2 separate regions of the Homo sapiens genome follow, and region 2 is linked to region 1. Evidence: read pairs that join two places in POLR2A ChIA-PET (ENCODE). Cell type or tissue: Panc1. All regions are shown on one strand. Links, peaks and the distances in the headings refer to the core of each region. The heading gives the core; the rest is flanking DNA. Region 1 overlaps KIAA0319L (KIAA0319 like). Region 2 has its middle 20 kb from the start of SFPQ.

What was found. Peaks named below come from ENCODE experiments on the same cell type or tissue, not always from the same donor. Only the 100,000 strongest peaks of a DNase experiment are listed, where the experiment ranks them.
Region 2: POLR2A ChIA-PET joins it to region 1 with 6 read pairs; 4 of 35 experiments call an interaction of 5 or more read pairs at or near these places.

The regions. Positions count from the first base shown.
Region 1 is chr1:35,538,829-35,544,207 of GRCh38, forward strand. All of the region lies in intron 2 of KIAA0319L (KIAA0319 like), which reads right to left. Among named protein-coding and RNA genes, the nearest start is that of KIAA0319L, 16 kb to the right of the region's middle. RefSeq lists enhancers at 1,121-1,170, 1,221-1,310. In Panc1, for the core only: no CTCF peak of the experiment used is centred there; no DNase peak of the experiment used is centred there; H3K27ac peaks cover 482 bases.
Region 2 is chr1:35,170,293-35,175,671 of GRCh38, forward strand. No RefSeq gene overlaps it. Among named protein-coding and RNA genes, the nearest start is that of SFPQ, 20 kb to the right of the region's middle. In Panc1, for the core only: no CTCF peak of the experiment used is centred there; no DNase peak of the experiment used is centred there.

The DNA.
Region 1 (5,379 bases), core at 191-5,190:
TATACCTCCATTTTCAAGTTAATTGTAAGTCACATTCTACTGACAGAAATGAAAATATGGGCAAATTGGTCAACACTCCTGACTGCCAAATTATCTAGTATAGACTATCTCTAACTGCACGGAAACTGGCGTTTCCTTATCCTCATCTGTATAATGGCAACATTTCTCTGCTGCTTCAAAAAATGGTATTAATTCTAGGCAGGGAAATAAGAACACCCAAATGTTCTTCAGTGTCTCTCTCTTTCTTTGACACACACACACTACCCACAGGGACACAGCAAAGCCCTGGAAACATATCGTACACATACGGCCTTTACTCTCCACCACTTCCTCTCCACTGACAGAGGCAGCCATGCTGCCAAGGTAGCAACCCCCACATGAAATACAAAAGAGTGGAGGCGAAACAGCTCAATCAAAACAGCTTGGGAACGGAAAGGAGGGTATGCTTGTCAGAGAAAGTCTCCAGGGATAGGCCAGAAAACTTTTGTTTCTGCCTTGAACATCCTGAGCAAATAACCCTGTTCCAGGTCTGCAGACCTCAGGTCAGGGGCCAACTCCTCCCTTTAACTTTTCACAGAAGGCGTAATAGGAAAACTCGCTGTTATTTGAAAAGTCCATTGTGAGAAATGTCAGAGTGCAGCTTATAAGCATACCCTGGGGAGCACAGCTGAGAGCAATTTTGAAAACCAAGCAGTTAGAAACTGATGAAGTAGAATGCACAGGTAGAAGACAGCTTGGCACTGCTTCAGCATATGGGGCTGCTTGCTTCAGGCCAGATGCCACAGACTGACCCAGCAGGATGCAGATTACTCAACTTTCTGAGATGGAAGCTGGCTCTTCAGCTTTTCTCTACAAGGCTGCTTCATTTATTCTGATTAAGATTCATTCACTGTAGCCACCCCACTTCCATAAGCCTCCAGCTGACTCTGGTTGCCCTCAGTTAAGGACAATAAACATTGAGCTGTATCAAAAACAAACAAACAAAAAACAGAGGAGCCATTTCTTAACAGGCAGGATGGCAGTCCTCTTGAAATGGTGAACTTGAATCTGAAATTAAGGCTACAGAAGTGAAACTGAATCAATGTTACCCCCCACTCCATCTCCCAGGTCTGGTAATATTAGTCATTCCCCTTATTACCTAAAAGTGAAAGAATTCATAAGCATACATTTATTTCAAACTCAAATGTGCTGCTGGATTAGAATCAAAACATAATGTTAAGCCAGTTGGAAGAAAGAGAGCATTCCTAAAAATCCTGTCATCTGCTGAGGGAGTTTAAAAAGGGGAACTGAAGTGAGATGCACTGGGCACCCATCTTTAGGGCAGAGTCTGCAGTGGGTAGAGTTCCAGATAGGCCTTGGCTGGCATTCCTCCCTGCTTCTGTTTCCCTTTGGACAGCGTCTGTGATGGCTAACTCACCATTCAGGGACATTCATAATTCTTTCTCTTCTTAGGGCATTTTATAGTTTCCTTTTGTGATTGGCCAGGGAAGTTCAAGATTTATATAATTGGTGCTTGCTTCATGCTAAGCATTGGAATGGTTCACCTAAGATCCTGAGTAACAAACCTGATGCCAAAAGGGCAGGAGCACCCTAATGCAGAAGACTTTCAAGTGCTGATGGGCTGGGTGTATCTAACGCCCATGAAATCACCACAGGAACACACTTCCAACTTGGGGGCAAAGGCTGCAGCTATAGCACTCTTTCCACATTTCCAAATAACCACTCTAACTGCTTATTCAGGAAATGTGGATTATTAAAGGTGAGAGAGACAGAGCACTGGATAGAAAGGAAAACTGGAGATATACCATCTTGTGGACAGGAACTTCACTTACATAATTCTTGGCAGAAGGTTATTCTATTAAGACCAGCTTGAGACATCAAATTGTCTAGTCTCCTACATTCCCAGGATTCTGCAAAGAAGACTAGGTCTCTATTGTCATGGCATTACCTTGGGACCCTAGGGAAGCCTCAAACTCCTTGAAGGGAATCTTGATGTCAGCAATGCCATCCCTCTCAAAGGGAATTTCTGTTCCCTAAGAATGGCAAAGGTATTAACAGACTGCAAGCTTCATGAGGGCAGAAACCGTATCTGTCTTGCTCACCAATGTATTAATTTTCCCTTTTTTTTTTCTTGAGACAGTCTCACTCTGTGGCCCGGGCTGGAGTGCAACAGCGTGATCATGGCTCACTGAAGCCTCGACTTCCTGGGCTCGAGCGATCCTCTTACCTCAGTCTCTCAAGTAGCTGGGACCACAGATGCACACTATCAAGCACAGCTAACTTTTTATTATTTTTTTGTTACAGGGTCTCACTATGTTGTCCAGACTGGTCTCAAACTTCTGGCCTCAAACGATCCACCTGCCTCGGCCTCCCAAACTGCTGGGATTACAAGCATGAGCCACTGCGCCTGGTCTTACCACTGCATTTCTAATGCCTAGGATAGCAGGCACCTGATAAATATGTTTTGAAGGAAGGAAGCACAGGACAAACTCTGCAAGCTACTTCTTTTTTTTTTTTTTCCTTTTTTTTTTTTTTTTTTGAGATGGAATCTAACTCTGTCACGCAGGCTGGAGTGCAATGGTGCAATCTCAGCTCACCGCAACCTCTCCCTCCTGGGTTCAAGTGATTCTTCTGCCTCAGCCTCCTGAGTAGCTGGGATAACAGACATGCACCACCACACCTGGCTAATTTTTGTATTTTTAGTAGAGACGGGGTTTCACCATGTTGGCCAGGCTGGTCTTGAATTCCTGACCTCAGGTGATCCACCCACCGCAGCCTCCCAAAGTGCTGGGATTATAGGTGTGAGCCACCGCGCCCAGCCTACAAACTACTTCTAACCCAAAACCCAAAAGTGTTGTTGAATCAGCCCCAGTCAAAACACTGTCCTGACCAAAGACAGAGCCAACCTGGCCTACCACAAGGCCTTGCCAAGCATGGGCACATATCAGTTTTGGGGGAAGTGAACTAGGGCAGAGAGCAAGGTGGAGTCGTGGCAGCAGAACAGAGTCCTCTTCCAGAGGAAATGTTTCCTTAGCTGGGGGAAGAAACAAGTGGCCCATCATGCTCCTCAGTGGCATATTACAATCACGGAAAATGCACAATACAATTCATTCTGTCATGGGCTTCAATTAGTCTCAGACCTGTAAAGCTATATGAATGGAGGCCTACTTTCCCCAATAATACAGAAGGCCCAGCTGCCTACCTCATACTTAATAATGTGCAGACAAAGCTCCCACTGGACAGAGGTTTAAGAAGCTAGCAGAGAACTCAACCCTCCTGCCTGCTGGGTCATCTGGCGGTTAGACAAGAATTTAACCATATTAAACTTTTACGTTATTGCTAACAATTGCTGAGTTTTATTTATGTACCTGGGAGTAGGCTAAGCCCTTTGCATGAATATTTTATTTAATACTCACAATCCTGTTAAGAGGTACTGTCATTTCCATTTTATAGATGAAGAACCTGATGGAAAGTATGTTTCAGTAACAGCACCCAGTACATTATAAAACCATGACTGAGACTTGTCTGACACCCAAGTCCATGCTCCACGCCCTTCGCCACTCTGTCTCCTATCTCTTGCTCAGCTGATGAAAAGGCAGGTAGTCAAGACCAATTCTTACAACCTCTCTCTGGAACTTATCCAGTACTATCTGGAGTCAAAAGTGGCTACAGGACCTTAACCATATGGGCTTTTCTTAGGAAAGCTGTTGGAAGAAGGATCAGAAAGAAAGTTCAAAAGGTAGGTCCTCAAATCAAGAGCTATCCATTCTGACCCAAACCCTTCACTACTGTTCATCTGAAAATAGGTGTGCACAGGGAAGAGCTGAGGCTTTAAAAAAATAAAAAAGTGTCCAAACACTAACCACACACATAGTTCTTGACTATGTTCCTGCCAGTTTCACACAATGCCTTGAATTAGAAGCTGTTCCAATTACTGAGATTTTAATAAAATCTCCAAAATAAGCCAAAAGGCTATGCTTCGGCCCTGCAATTGTTGTTTGTTTTTATAAACTCCTCTGCTGTTTTATTATTTCCTCCCTTAAGGAATTCCTGAGGAGAATAAATTTAAGATAGTTTTTAAATTGAGTTGGATTTACTGCCCAATTATGCTAATTTTCTCATCCCTCTTCATTTTGTCACACAAATGGGGAAGTAAGTTTATATTTGCACAGGTCTTCTAAAGGGCAAAAAGAACCCACCAAAATTATGGTTTTCCAAGATAGTAGGATTTAAGATGATTATCTTTCACTAAAGTGTTTAAGCAAGACACAGTGATTTAATTTCACTGAGAGAGAGACCAACTTTAGCAAATTCTGATTGGCCTTACTTATGTCAATTAAATCGTGATATAACAAGACACCATAGACTTGCTCAATGCTAGCTGAATTTTAGAATCAAAAACCTTGCATGGTTTGTGTTAACAGCCAGAAAACTCTACCTTCCCCCAAGTGACATGTACTCAAGTCATTATCCTACAGTCTGAGGAGACTGATTTAGGATTAATAATTTATTACCTTCCTGTACTGCAATGTAGTTAAGAATATAGGACAATTTGGCAGGAGAAAGTTCCTGTTGAAGACTCATTGCTGTAAGATATATTCCATTAGTCATCTGCCTCAATTTGGGTGCCCAACAGATACATGAAGAGCAGAGATATAATGCCACCTAAAAAGTCTCCTGAAAATGCTTTTCCCCTGAAGATTAAGACCAATGCATATTCAAAATATACCATTCTCTTAAAGGAAAAAGACACCACTGGCTCTGACTGGTACAACAGAGGCTACAGCCCTCAAAGTAAGGGCAAACGAGGCAAGTGAGGGCAAGGCCTACAGGTACCTTTTTCCTGCCAGGGACACTTACTTGGGTTCAGGAATACAGGCAGGTATGAGAACAACAACAACAAAAAAAGGCAACTAGTGGTAAAGAGACCTCTTGCTAAGGCAGGAGGTGATTTTGTCCCATCTGCAGTCTCTGTAGAGGTTGAGGGTGATAATTAATCTCTCCCACCCAGAGTTTGGGAATAATTAAAATACAAAGCATGGCAGTTAGGTGCAGATGAAGATCAAAATATTATCTTTATAGTAAGTGATAAGGATGACTGGAGAACATGGCTGAGATGTGTAATCACAAATGGCCTTTCTTATACTTTCCTATACTGAATTCAACTTACCTAACTGGACAAAATGCAGGCTGACCTGGCATGGGCAGACCGGCTAGAGCATGGAAGTGGGACAAAACATAAAAATCCTGAAGACTGGGCCGGGCATGGTGGCTCGTGCTTGTAATCCTAGCACTTTGGGGGGCCAAGGCGGGCAGATTGCCTGCGCTCAGGAGTTCGAGACCAGCCTGGGCAACACAGTGAAACCCCATCTCTACTAA
Region 2 (5,379 bases), core at 309-5,308, 370 kb before region 1:
TCACCAGTCCCTTTTCCTTTAGGAATTGAGACACATCTAATCACTTTAAGGAAAAAGAAAGGATGTAAGTGTTCCAATCATCTCAGCAGAGTTGTCAGACATGTGAGAGAAGTAGCCATCTTGGACTTGGACACCAACAGCCTTCAGAAGACTTCAGACCTGGCCTCCCTCTGACCTGGAGCTGCCTGGCCAAGCCCAGCCAACCCTGAAAACCATAATGAGTTGTTGTCTAAAGCCACTGAGTTTAGGGGTAGTGTGTTAGGAAGCAATAGATAACTGAACTAGAGGTAGTGCTAAGAAACAGACTACAGCACAGCAGAGGGTAAAACCAGTGAGGAAGTGATTTTAATAATCCAGGTGCTCTTGTTCAAGGATTCCCACTGCTCTTCAGATAAAGTTCAAAATACTTAGCATGGCCTACAAGGCCTTTTATGATCTCACCCGTGCCTATAAGACCTTTTTTTTTTTTTAAGATGGAGTCTCACTCTGTTGCCCAGAATGGAGGGCAGTGGCACGATCTTGGCTCACTGTAACCTCCGCCTCCCAGGTTCAAGCAATTCTCCTGCCTCAGCCTCATAAGCAGCTGAAATTACAGGTGTGTGCCACCACGCCTGCTAATTTTTTTGTATTTTTAGTAGAGATGGGGTTTTACCATGTTGGCCAGGCTGGTCTCGAACTCCTGACCTCAGGTGATCTGCGCACCTCAGCCTCCCAAAGTGTTGGGATTACAGGCGTGAGCCACCACGCCCAGCCAAGGCCTCTTCTTACACCACTCCAAGTCTTTTTTCAATAAAGCTTTATTTAAATATAATTCACACATCTAACAGTTGATCCATTTATACAATTCAATGGTTTTCAGTGTATTCACAGATATGTGCATCCATCACCACTCAATTTTAGAATATTTTATTTTATTTTTTTGAGATGGAGTCTCACTCTCTTGCCCAGGCTGGAGTGTAGTGGCTCCATCTTGGCTCACTACAACCTCAACCTCCTGGGTTCAAGTGATTCTCATGCTTCAGCCTCCTAGTAGCTGGGATTATAGGCATGCACCTGGCTAATTTTTGTATTTTTAGTAGAGATGGGGTTTCACCACGTTGGCCAGGCTGGTCTTGAACTCCTGACCTCAGGTGACCCACCCACCTCAGTTTCCCAAAGTGTTGGGATTACAGGCGTGAGCCACTGTGCCTGGCCTAGAATATTTTCATTACCTCAAAAAGAAACCCTGCATCATTCAGCTATGATACACCTATTATTCCCCATCACTCTCTCGGCCACTTCCTCTAATCTACTTTGTCTCTGTAGATTTCCATGTTCTGGCCATTTCATGTGAATACAATATGTGGTCTTTTGTGACTGGCTTCTTTCACTTAGCATGTTTTCAAGCTTTACTCATGCTGTGGCATGTTATCAGTACTTCATTCCTTGTTATGGATTAATAATATTCTTTCGTACAGATATACTACATTTTGCTCATCCATTCATCAGTTGATGGACATTTGCGTTGTTTCTACCTTTTAGTTATTATTATTGAGACAGGGTCTCGCTCTGCCACCTAGGCTGGAATGAGGTGGCACAATCACAGCTCACCACAGCCTCGACTTCCTGGGCTCAGGTGTTCTGGCACAGTGCCACCATGCCTAGCTAATTTTTGTATTTTTTGTAGAGATGGGGTTTCACCATGCTGCCCAGGCTAGCTACTCCCAAACTCTGGGGCTCAAGCAACTCTCCTGCCTTGGCCTCCCAAAGTATTAGGATTACCGATGTGAGCCACCAAACCTGGCGCTTTTGGCTATTATTAATGCTGGTATAAACATCTGCATACAAGTTATTGAGCAAATGTTTTCGTTTCTCTTGGGCATTGGAATTGCTGGGTCACTTGGTGACCCTATGTTTATTTGCCGAATTGCGAGACTGTTTCCCAACATGGCTGCACCAGTTTACATTTCCACCAGTGATGTATGAGGGTTCCCATTTCTGCCCCCCGCCTCCCCCGCCCAAGATGGAGTCTCACTCTGTCACTCAGGCTGGAGTGCAGTGGCACGATCTCAGCTCACTGCAAACTCCACCTCCCAGGTTCAAATGATCCTCCTGCCCCAGCCTCCCAAGCAGCTGGGAGTACAGGCATGCGCCACCACACCTGGCTAATTTTGTATTTTCAGTAGAGTTTTGCCATGTTGGCCAGGCTGGTCTCAAACTCCTGACCTCAAGTGACCCACCCGCCTTGGCCTCCCAAAGTGCTGGTTTTACAAGCGTGAGCTACCAAGCCTGGCCTTGATTCTAGCCTAATGAGTGTAAAGGGTTTTGATTGGATTTCCCTAATGACTAATAATGTCTAGCATCTTTTCAGGAGCTTATTAGCCACTTACTAATCTTCCTTGAGAAATATCTATTCACCTTGCCTTTTTCGAGACGGAGTCTTGCTCTGTCGCCCAGGCTGGAGTGCACAACCTCCACCTCCTGGGTTCAAATGATTCTCCTGTCTCAGCCTCCTGAGTACCTGGGATTACAGGTACCAGCCACCACACCTGGCTAATTTTTTGTATTTTTACTAGAGTCGGGGTTTCACTATGTTAGCCAGGCTGGTCTTGAACTCCTGGCCTCAAGTGATCTGCCTGCCTTGGCCTCTCAAAGTGCTGGGATTACAGGCATCAGTGCCTATGTCTTAAGTGTGTTTACTAAATATTATTTTTTTCATTTTTTTGAGACAGGGTCTTGCTCTGTCACCCAGGCTGGAGTGCAGTGGTGCCATTACAGCTCACTGCAGCCTCAGCCTTCTGGGCTCAAGTGATCCTCCCACCTCAGCCTCCTGAATAGCTGGGAATACAGGCAGGTGCCACCACACCCACCTTATTTTTAAATTTTTTATAGAGTCAGGGTCTTGCCATGCTGTGCAGGATGGTCTTGAATTCCTGGCCTCAAGAGATCCTCCTGCCTCAGCTAGGATTATAGGTATGAGCCACCATGCCCAGCCAGTCCTAAGAATTCTTTATATATTCTACATACAAATCCCTTATCAGCTGCACGATTTGCAAATATTTAGTTTTTGTTCTCATATTTAGGGCTTCAATCCATTTTTTAATTTTTGTATATGGTGTGAGGTGTGGTCTAACTTTTTTTACATGTGGCTACCTAGTTTCCCAGCACCACTTGTTGAAAACACCATTATTTCTCTATCGGATGATTTTGGTACCCTTGTTGAAAATCAGCTGGCCATATGCGTGAGTGTTTATTTCTGGACTCTCAATTCTATTACTCTACATCTATGCTTGTGCTAGTACAACAGCCTTGATTACCATTGCTTTGTAGTAAGTTTTGAAATCAGAAGTGTGAATTCGACTTTGTTCAAGATTTGTTTCCAAGATTGTTTTGGCTATTCTGGGTCTCTTACAATATTCTATGTGAATTTCACAATCAGTTTATCAATTTCAAGAAATTGGCTAGGATTATGCTGAATCTGCAGCCTAGTGAAGTATTACCATGTTAACAATGTTATTATGGAATATTTCCCCAATTATGTGTATTCTTTCCACAATTTCTTTACCTCTGAATCCTTTAGTTATTTCAATAGTGCTGTTTCTTCAAGTCTGTTTAGAACTAAACCTGTTTTAGATACAAAACATTATGTGCCCACTATTTTGTTAAAATGTGGACTTTGCCATGTTTAAGTTCTAGGCTTCTCCACCCTTATTGTTTTAGAACACCTGAGTCAGGTATTGTGTCAAGTACTTAACATACCAACTAATCAACAACTCTGCTATGCAGCAATTCTTGTACTTAATTCTACTTATCATTTGAGGTTAAGTACACTGGCAACAGATGGCCTCTCCTTGGGACTTCCATCCCTTTCAGTACTTAGGCTCTTTCTAATTGTTCCCTATGGACTACATGATCTGCAAGTTAAATTTTCTCCCTGCTATCAAAAAACTGCTAATCAGGCTCTTCTGATTACATGGTATACTAAGGGAAATATCGTTTTTGCCTGTGAACCTTATCACTGGTAGAGACTTGAAAATACCATGTGCTCCTTTTGCATCTTTAGGCACTGCTAAATGTTTTTGCATCACTTTCTATCTCAATGACCCTATGAAAAAGGTGTTTTGCAGATGAGCAAACTACAACTAAACAAACTTACAAGATAACGCAGCCAGGCAAATTGCAGAAATAATGACCTCACATACCCCTAACCACTATAATATACTTTATATTGGTTTTGCCTTGAGAACCACAAGGCTTCAGATCCACAAGAGGGAAAACCAAGTATTAACAGAATTGAGCCAAACAATGACTCCAAGAAGATTCTTGATTTGGGTGTAAGCTGACCTGATTATTTAAAAAACACAGTATGAAAAAAATTGACCAGATCTTGGTCTCATTCCTGGGAGTAACTGTACACAACTTCTCAATACAAATTTCATATTGGCCGGTGCGGTGGCTCACATCTGTAATCCCAGCACTTTGGGAGGGCGAGGCGGGTGGATCACAATGTCAAGAGATCGACACCATCCTGGCTAACATTTTTAGTCTCTACTAAAAATACAAAAAAACTAGCCGGGTGTGCTGGCAGGTGCCTGTAGTCCCAGCTACTCGGGAGGCTGAGGCAGGAGAATGCCATGAACCCGAGGAAGAGCTTGCAGTGAGCCGAGAATGCACCACTGCACTCTAGCCTGGGCGACAGAGCGAGACTCCACCTCAAAAAAAAAAAGAAAAAATATTTCACGGGATGAGTAGATGATGTACCTCAACTCTTTCTTTGTGGCTATTTCAAATAATCTCAAGCAAACCTGAATTTTTTTCTGCTCAATTGAAGCAAAATAATTAACTTCCTGAAATCCTGCAATATTAGTAATGAGGCCCCAAATTAAAGTCCACAGGCAAACACAGCAACACAAATTACCTTTAAGCATGAGCCTCAGATCTCGTCCTGAACCAATGCTTTAGTGAGCGCTTGCTTTGGCAGAACATACTGTAAAACTGGAATGTTTGTGTGAGGCCGGGCGTGGTGGCTCACACCTGTAATCCCAGCACTTTTGGGAGGCCGAGGTGGGCAGTTCACCTGAGGTCAGGAGTTTGAAACCAGCCTGGCCAACGTGGTGAAACCTAGGTGGCATTGAACGTTTTGAGATGGTGCCACCACGCTCCAGTCTGGGCAACAGAGACTCAGTCTCAAAAAATAGTAATAATAATAATTAGTGTGCGAGACTAACAGCTTGGCAAGTTTTAGTATAAGGGCTCCAAGAGTGAAGGGGACAGATAATTTGTGTACAATTTTTACTAACAGCTTTTAAGTCAGTTCCAGATTTTTCCTTACATTTAGATATTCTCAAAAATTACCCATTTCACACTCCATTATCAAATTTTATTTGACTTTGAGAAATT